Regions from separate parts of the Homo sapiens genome. Here region 2 is linked to region 1. A link is an interaction called in ENCODE POLR2A ChIA-PET data of the cell type or tissue named here. Cell type or tissue: PC-9. All regions are shown on one strand.

Region 1 (4,000 bases):
CCGCCTCAGCCTCCCCAAATGCTGAGATTACAGGCATGAGCTGCTGCCCTCAGCCCAGATGCTTCTTTAAAATCAAACCTCATTTGGCTCATTACGAAATGCAAGCCTAGGTAAAAAATCCACAGTGAGGGACAGATAGAGATTTTGTATTCGGTGTTAACTGGAAGCAAATATTTCTGTTAAAGATGGTTTTGAGTGTTGCTCCAGATGAGTGTTACTTTGGTAAGAACCATAACCCTTGCCAGTGCCGCCCAGCAGTGAGATACCGGGGGCAGGAAGGGGGAAAGAAGGGAAAACTCCAGACAGGTGGTACTGAGGTGATCTGGTGGCCTTGCGGTCATGACTCACTTCTCCAGCCTCACCTCCTAGACAGCCGATGTGCAGGGTCACTCCGAGGGAGAGCTACAGAGCAAGAGTGACCTGTCCTGTAAGTTCCAGAATAAGGAGCGATGCTGAAGTCATGCACCCCAGAAAGGTATGGAAGTCTTAATCCCCAGGACCTGTGACTGTAACCTTATTTGGCGGTAGGATCTTTGCAGATGTAATTAGTTAAGATCAGCTCGTACTGGATTAGGGTGGGCCTAAGTCCAACATGACTGGGTACCCTTATAAAACAAGGAGGGATGACACATGCGGAGAGGACAGTGCCCCGTGGCCACACAGGGACACGTGGAGGGAAGACGGCCTTGTGGTAGTGGAGGCAGAGACTAGAGTCATGTGTCTAGAAGCTGGGGAATGCCACCAAGTGCCAGGGCCACCAGAAGCTGGAAGAGCCGAGGGAGGATCCTCCCCTAGAGCCTTCAGGGGGAGCATAGCCCTGCGGACAACTTGATCTTGGACTTCTGGCCTCCAGGGCTGTGAGAACAAATCCCTGTGGTACTTCATCACAGCAGCTGTTAAGAAACCAGGGCATCGGGTCTCCCTACCTCCATCGGCGTCTTCTCTGTCCCTGAGGTCCTCTCTTAGCTTTCTCCACTTCCTCTCACAGTTGGACGCAAAGCCCCAAGGCCACTTTTTTTTCCTCTTTTTAAATTTTTTAAAATTTTTATTTTTATATATATGTATATACATATATATACACATATAAGTATATACATATATACATATATACATACACATATAAGTATATACATATATACATATACTTATATGTGTATATATGTATATATGTGTATATATATTTTATATGTGTATATGTGTGTGTGTGTGTGTGTGTGTGTGTGTGTGTATATATATATATTTTTTTTTTTTTGAGACAGGGTCTCCCTCTGTTTCCCAGGGTGGAGTGCAGTGGCATCGTCTTGGCTCACTGTAACCTCCACCCCCTGAGTTCAAGCAATTCTCATGCCTCAGCCTCCTGAGTAGCTGGGATTACAGGCACCTGCCACCACGCCCAGCTAATTTTTGTATTTTTTGTAGAGATGGGGTTTTACCATGTTGGCCAGGTTGGTCTCAAACTCCTGTCCTCAAGTGATCCGCCCACCTCGATTTCCCAAAGTACTGGGATTACAGGCGTGAGCCACCACACCGGGCTCTGAGGCCACTTTTTCATCCATATTCTTCTCTGTGCCTCTGCATGTGTGTTCCCCATCCCTTTGGTAACTTCTATTTTTTATTTCAGGAGTGGGTTAAAGTTTCCGATTTTTTTTTTCCTTATACTCTCTCAGTTCAGTCTGGACCAACTTGGAGAAGAGCGGCGGCTTTCCCTCCCTTTTTCTGTGGCCGCCTTCAGACGCTGGCCCATGGGAGAGTCAGGGCTGTCCCCCGTATTGGAGCTATTAAACTGTCGTAAGAAAGGGGCCTTTGTCACGGGAAACACGTTACTCAGCTCAGTCATAGAGACAGACTGTGCCAGAAAACAAACAACAAAAAAAAAAAGGTTCAACCACAGCATTCTTTGGGACTTCAGTCATCCGCCTCCCGCTTGTTCTTAAAAGACGAATTTCCTTTCTTCCGTGTAATTCCATCAGATAGGTCGTCAGGTTTTCATTCTGTCCAGAATGGAGTGCTGGGGGCCCTACCCTGCCATCTGCCAGGGGCCTCTGCCCAACACCCCGCTTGTATGACCTCATGCCTGCAGGTTGGGAATGCAGGGGGGCTCCCTTGGGCCTTTTTGGGGTGGGTCAGGGAGGGTGCGAGGAGAACGAGGGCGGGAGTTAGGTATTTTTTCACACTTACCATGACCTGTCTGTGCACTTAAAAATTGATCAAGATGGTACATTTTGGCCGGGCACGGTGGCTCACGTCTGTAATCCCAACACTTTGGGAGGCTGAAGCGGGCGGATCACTTGAAGTCAAGAGTTCGAGTCCAGCCTGGCCAACATGGTGAAACCACGTCTCTACTCAAAATACAAAAATTACAGGTGGCACATGCCTGTAATCCCAGCTACTCAGGAGGCTGAGGCACGAGAATCGCTTGAACCCGGGTGGCGGAGGCTGCAGGGAGCCAAGATCACAGCACTGTACTCCAGCCTGGGTGACAGAGCGAGACTCCACCAAAAATCAAAAATAAAAAAAGATGGTACATGGTATGTTATGTATACATTAATCATTAGGCACTAACTCCCCATTCCTTATCTCCCCCCAGCCCCTGGCAACTGCCATTTTCTTTCTGTCTCTATGAATGTGACTCCTCTAGGGACCTCATAGAAGTGGCATCACACAGTATTTGTCCCTTTGTGTCCGTCCTATTTCACTTAGCATAATGTCCTCAGGGGTCATCATGTTGTAACGTGTCATAATTTTCTTCCTTTGAAGGCTGAACAATATTAGGTTGCACGGATGCATCATTTTGTTTGTTCATTCGTCTGTCCATGAACACTTGGGCTGTTTCACCATTTAGCTCTTGTGAATAGTGCTGCTTGTGAACATGAATGTAAGAATATCTCTTCAAGACCCCACTTGAGGTTCTTTGGGGTATATGGCCAGAAGAGGCATTGCTAAATCATTCGGTAATTTGATTTTTAATTTTTTGAAGAACTTAGTCATGGTGCATCTTATCTGCCTTGTAACATCGTGCCCTTGGGCAGAGGGGTACTTCCTGGAGGAGAGAGCCTCTCGCGGGCTCCCGGGGCCCCTTTCGTGGCTGGGTGCATGAGATGTATGCAGCCAACCCTTACCTCCTCCTGAGTGCAGACCCTGGGATGCTGCACTGGTCGCACACCCGTGGAGTTGGCCCTGAGTGAGAATAGACATCACGAGAGGAAAAATTGTGAGCGTGAAGGGGCTACATGGATGCAAGATGCGAGGTGAAGTGGTTTTGAATATGTACGTGTAAAGATCCTTGATTCCATGCTTTTCCACCAACTGCTGTTTAAACAAATGAACCTCTCACTATTAGCTTCACAAGTACGGCCACGTTCCTTCTTCAGCCAGGCAGGTGAAACACTCCATGAACCCAGATCTGAAACAGGGCAGTCCACAGGAGGTGAACAGCTGCAGACCATGTCATCCGCCTTCCTGACAGGTTTGGGGACAGCCCCATAATCACAAAAAGGTGGTGTTCTCTGGTCTTTACCAAGGAGGCTCAACACAGACACGGTGTGCAAACTCAAGCTCTTTCTCCTTGTTAAGGATCAGGTTCCTCATCTGTAAATGGGATTTCCTGAAGGGGTAAATGAAAGTGGAAGGAAAGCCCTTGGGTGGTACTGGTTGCGTAGCAGGCACTCAGCAGGAGGTGGATGTTGACACTGTCAGCAGCAGGGTTATGAACTTGGCTGCTGCGCTTCTTACCTGCTTCCTTCCTTTTTTGGCGACCCATTATTGAACAGTATTAGCCTGGTGCAAAAGTAATTGCAGTTTTTGCCATTTCATTGGCAAAAACCGCAATTATTATTATTTTTATTAATTTTTTTTTTGAGAGAGAGAGAAAGAGCCTTACTCTGTTACCCAGGCTGGAGTGCAGTGGCGTGATCTCAGCTCACTGCAACCTCCGCCTCCCAGGTTCAAGCGATCCTCCCGCCTCAGCCTCCCAAGTAGCTGGGAGTACAGGTGCGCACCA
Region 2 (4,000 bases), 170 kb after region 1:
ACCTTAGGGATGGATGTCATAGCATCGCATAAGGCCACTTATCCAGGGTGACACATGGACTTCTGGGCTGAGGAGGTTAGGAGAGTGTTTAGGGATGATCAGTCAGGGCTTGGCCGACAGTGGAAATGCCTCAGGGCCTGCTGGACAAAATGGCATGGAGCCACCTCTCAGACGTGAGTAAGGAATTGCCCTCCTTGTCTCAGTGGGACAAGGCTTGAAGCTAATTGGAGGAGGTGGAGAGAAATTTAGAGGGGGTCCTGGTTAGGGTACCCATAAAAATAGAGATGCTTGGGATGTTCTGAGCAAAGGAGCCAGAATGCAGAGAACAGGACCACAGCCCTAGTAGCTAGGGGGGGAGTTTGAGATGCAGCCTGGGGGTGCCCTGCCTAATTTCAGAGACTTAAGGGCCAGTGTCAGTGACAGGGTCAGCAGGGGTGGGTGAGAATCTGCTAGGCCAAGGGGAAGAGTGAGACTTAGAATCTACACAGCCATATGGTAGTTTATGGGGGAAGATTTGGTGTACAAAGTAGATTCTTAGGCTCAGCTTCTGCTTAAGGCTAGGCAGGGATTGGGGGTGGTGTTGGGAGAGCCCTCCATGCTGAGTTATGGTTTTGGCTTTGATGTTGCTGGTTTTAGGAGGCACCAACAAAGCTATGGACAGGAGGATTTGGGAGAGATTTACTTACCCACGGTATGTAAGAGAAGATTGGGGATGAGGAGTGAGGAGAAGGCTGGAGACCAGTTAGAGGCTACCGTAGCAGCGTAGAGAGGCTGAAAATCTAACTAGGGTGGAAGCAGCCAGGCAGGCTGGTCCTAATGTTGGGAGTTGTTCAGATCTGGTGGAGAGGTCATTACTTATAGAGTTATTAATTTATACCCCACCTTAATTGCAAAGAGATTCAAAGCAGTAAGCCATCACTTTAGAATTTAATGTTCTGTTTTCCTTTTTATTTACTCATTCAGCAGCTATTTCAATGCCTGCTGTGTGCCAGGTGCTATTCTTAGTGCTTTACTTGTTGTATGTGTTATCTAATGCTGTGTAACAAATTACTCCTGAACTTACCAACTCACAACAACATTTATTAGCTCACAGTTTCTGTGGAGCAGGGATCTAGATGTGGCTTAGTTGGGGTTGCTGGCCTGGGGTCTCTCCTAAGGCTGCAGTGAAGGTGGTGGCCGGGGCTGCAGTCATCTGAAGGCTCTAGTGGGGCAGGATCCACTTCCAGGCTCACTCAATGGCTGTTGGCTAGGTTTAGTTCCTTGCAGTCTATTGGATTGGGGCCCTAGTTCCTGGTATATGGCCTCTCTATAGGGCAGGTCACCTTGTGGCAGTAGACACCATCAAAGTCAGAGAGAGAGAGAGAGAAAGAAAGAAAGAAAGAAAGAAAGAAAGAAAAGAGGGGCCAGCAAGATGGAAATCACAGCCTTTTATAAGCCAGTCTTGAAAGTGGTAGCTCATCACATTTGTCCTACTCTCTGTGTTACATGTTAATTTCTAGGTCGAGCCCACACTCCAGGGGAGAGGAGTATACAAGGCATGAATGCCAGGAGGTGGTGACCAGTGGGGTCATCTTAGAAGGCTGCCAGTTACATTTGTATTGACTCATTGAATTCTTGCAACAATGTTAAAAGTGGGCAATATTAGCCCCATTTTACAGATGAAGAAACTGAGGTAGAGAGAAGTTGAATCAGCTCTCAAGGCCACAGCACCAATGAGTAGTGGCACTGGGATTCAAACCCAGGCCCCTGGCTCCAGGATTCCACCCTTAGCCATGACCTGAACCCTTGTCTGTAGGCCCTTATAGGTCATACTGTGGACCACCTCACTCCTTGAGGCCAGAGCCAATTGAATAGATGGCTCTTGGTGCCTGCGTTTCTGGAATGCTTTGTAGCCAGACTGGACATTGAAGGTTCACCTTTTGATGGCTTTAAATTTATTTTTATTATTTTATTTTTTTTTTGAGACAGGGTCTTGCTTTGCCTCCCAGGCTGGAGTGCAGTGGTGTAATCATACCTCACTGCAGCCTCGACCTTCCAGGCTTGAGTGATCATCCAGCCTCAGCCTCCCAAAGTGTTGGGATTACAAGTGTGAGCCATTGTGCCTGGCCTGTTTGTTTTTAAATAGGAGTAATTAGTATTTGCCATATAAAAAATGTGGCTTGAGCAAGATGTACTTCCTGAGTGACCCTGGGCAAATTATGTAAGTCATCCATGAAATGGAAAAAATAACACCTATTTCTTGGGGGGGGACTAAATAAAAGCGCTCTCTTCTGAGGCTGTGGTGCTAAAATCCTCTACGTTGGCTCATTGGATCCTCATGTGTAAAGTTACTTAGAATGGACGGTTGTCATAATGAATATGTGGTAAATATTTAATTCCCTTCTAGAGTGATGTGCTGGGCCTTGGGAGGTAGAGAGATGAATCGAAAGGGAATCCTCTGTCTCAGGCTCAGCTTCTGCTGGAGGGGGAGGCAGATATTTTCATGGATTATTACATTCGAAGGGTGATATGGTTTGGCTGTGTCCCCACCCAAATCTCATCTCAAATTGTAGCTCCCATAATTCCCCCGCATTGTGGGAGGGACCCAGTTGGAGATAATTGAATCATGGGGGTGGTTCCCCCATATTGTTCTTATGGTAGTGAATAAGTCTCACAAGATCTGATAGTTTTATAAGGGGAAACCCCTTTCGCTTGGCTCGCATTGTCTTATCTGCCACCCTGTGAGACGTGCCTTTAGCCTTCCACCATGATTGTGAGGCCTCCCCAGCCACGTGGAACTGTGAGTCCATTAAACCTCTTTCTTTTGTAAATTGCCCAGTCTTGGGTGTGTCTTTATCAGCTGCCTGAAAACGGACTAATACAGTGGGTGCGGGTTAAGGCTCAGCTTCACATAAGGAATGGGGAGTACTCAGAGGTAGGAGGGACAAAAATGAAGCCGCCATCCTCAGGACAGTCCCAAATGCAGGGAGATGGCCTGCAGCCTGCGGGGTGCATGGGTGCTCTCTGTCCTGAGAGTCTTGGCCTGAAGAATAAATACGGCTGCAGCCTCTGGGACTTGCAAGGCTTTTGTAGGGCTTGTGGCTTTCCACTTTGTGGAACAGAAGGAGGACATAGGTTGAAAGACCTACCTTCCTTCTATAAAAATCCTGCCTTACGGGTGAGAACCTCATGTTCTTACCCACGAGTGATCTTACCTGGGCAGGGTACAGTGTCCAAGCCCACAACACTTAGGGGCCTATGAAAATGTTTTAATTTCCTTTAAAATTGGAAGAAAAAATAAATATAATAATAAAGAATATATAATAATGTATCCAGCCCGGATTATCATTATATTGTCTTTATACCAACGCAGTCATAAAATATAATTTAAAAATACTTTTATGAAGGCAGGAGCCCAAAAAGAAAAATGTGTGTCCACAAGCATCAAATGTAGTTCTGTGAATGCATCCTAGGCCATGATATAGTTCCAGCAAGTTTAGACATTGACAAATTCCAAAATACCGAGAAAGAATATTCACAGCCTTGGCATCCTCAGGGAGGATCTCGGGGAAGATTTCTCTCTTGGGCTATTTGGGCTGTGACAACAAAGTCCCTGGGTGGTTTATACATAACAGAAATTTATTTCTCGGCTGGGTGCGGTGGCTCACACCTGTAATCCCAGCACTTTGGGAGGCCAAGGCGGGAGGATCACTTGAGGTCAGGAGTTCGAGATCAACCTGGCCAACATGGTGAAACCCCATCTCTACTAAAAATACAAAAATTAGGCATGATGGTGCACACTTGTGGTCCCAGCTACTAGGGAGGCTGAGGTGGGAGGATCACTTGAACCTGGGAGGCAGAAGTTGCAGTGAGCTGAGATTACACCAATGCACTCCAGTCTAGGTGACAGAGCGAGACCCTGTCTCAAGACAAAAAAAAAAAAAAAAAAGGCCGGGTGCAGTGGCTTATGCCTGTAATCCCAGCACTTTGGGAGGCCAAGGCGGGCAGATCGTGCGGTCAA

The links. ChIA-PET counts read pairs that join two places held together with the same protein. Peaks named below come from ENCODE experiments on the same cell type or tissue, not always from the same donor. Only the 100,000 strongest peaks of a DNase experiment are listed, where the experiment ranks them.
Region 2: POLR2A ChIA-PET joins it to region 1 with 12 read pairs; 12 of 35 experiments call an interaction of 5 or more read pairs at or near these places.

The regions. Positions count from the first base shown.
Region 1 is chr17:72,714,221-72,718,220 of GRCh38, reverse strand. The region is part of intron 7 of SLC39A11 (solute carrier family 39 member 11); the gene reads left to right. Among named protein-coding and RNA genes, the nearest start is that of LINC00511, 76 kb to the right of the region's middle. In PC-9, no CTCF peak of the experiment used is centred here; DNase peaks (open chromatin) are centred at 370 and 1,860; H3K4me3 peaks cover 1,507 bases; H3K27ac peaks cover 2,758 bases.
Region 2 is chr17:72,546,661-72,550,660 of GRCh38, reverse strand. All of the region lies in intron 1 of LINC00673 (long intergenic non-protein coding RNA 673), which reads left to right. Among named protein-coding and RNA genes, the nearest start is that of LINC00673, 44 kb to the left of the region's middle. In PC-9, no CTCF peak of the experiment used is centred here; no DNase peak of the experiment used is centred here.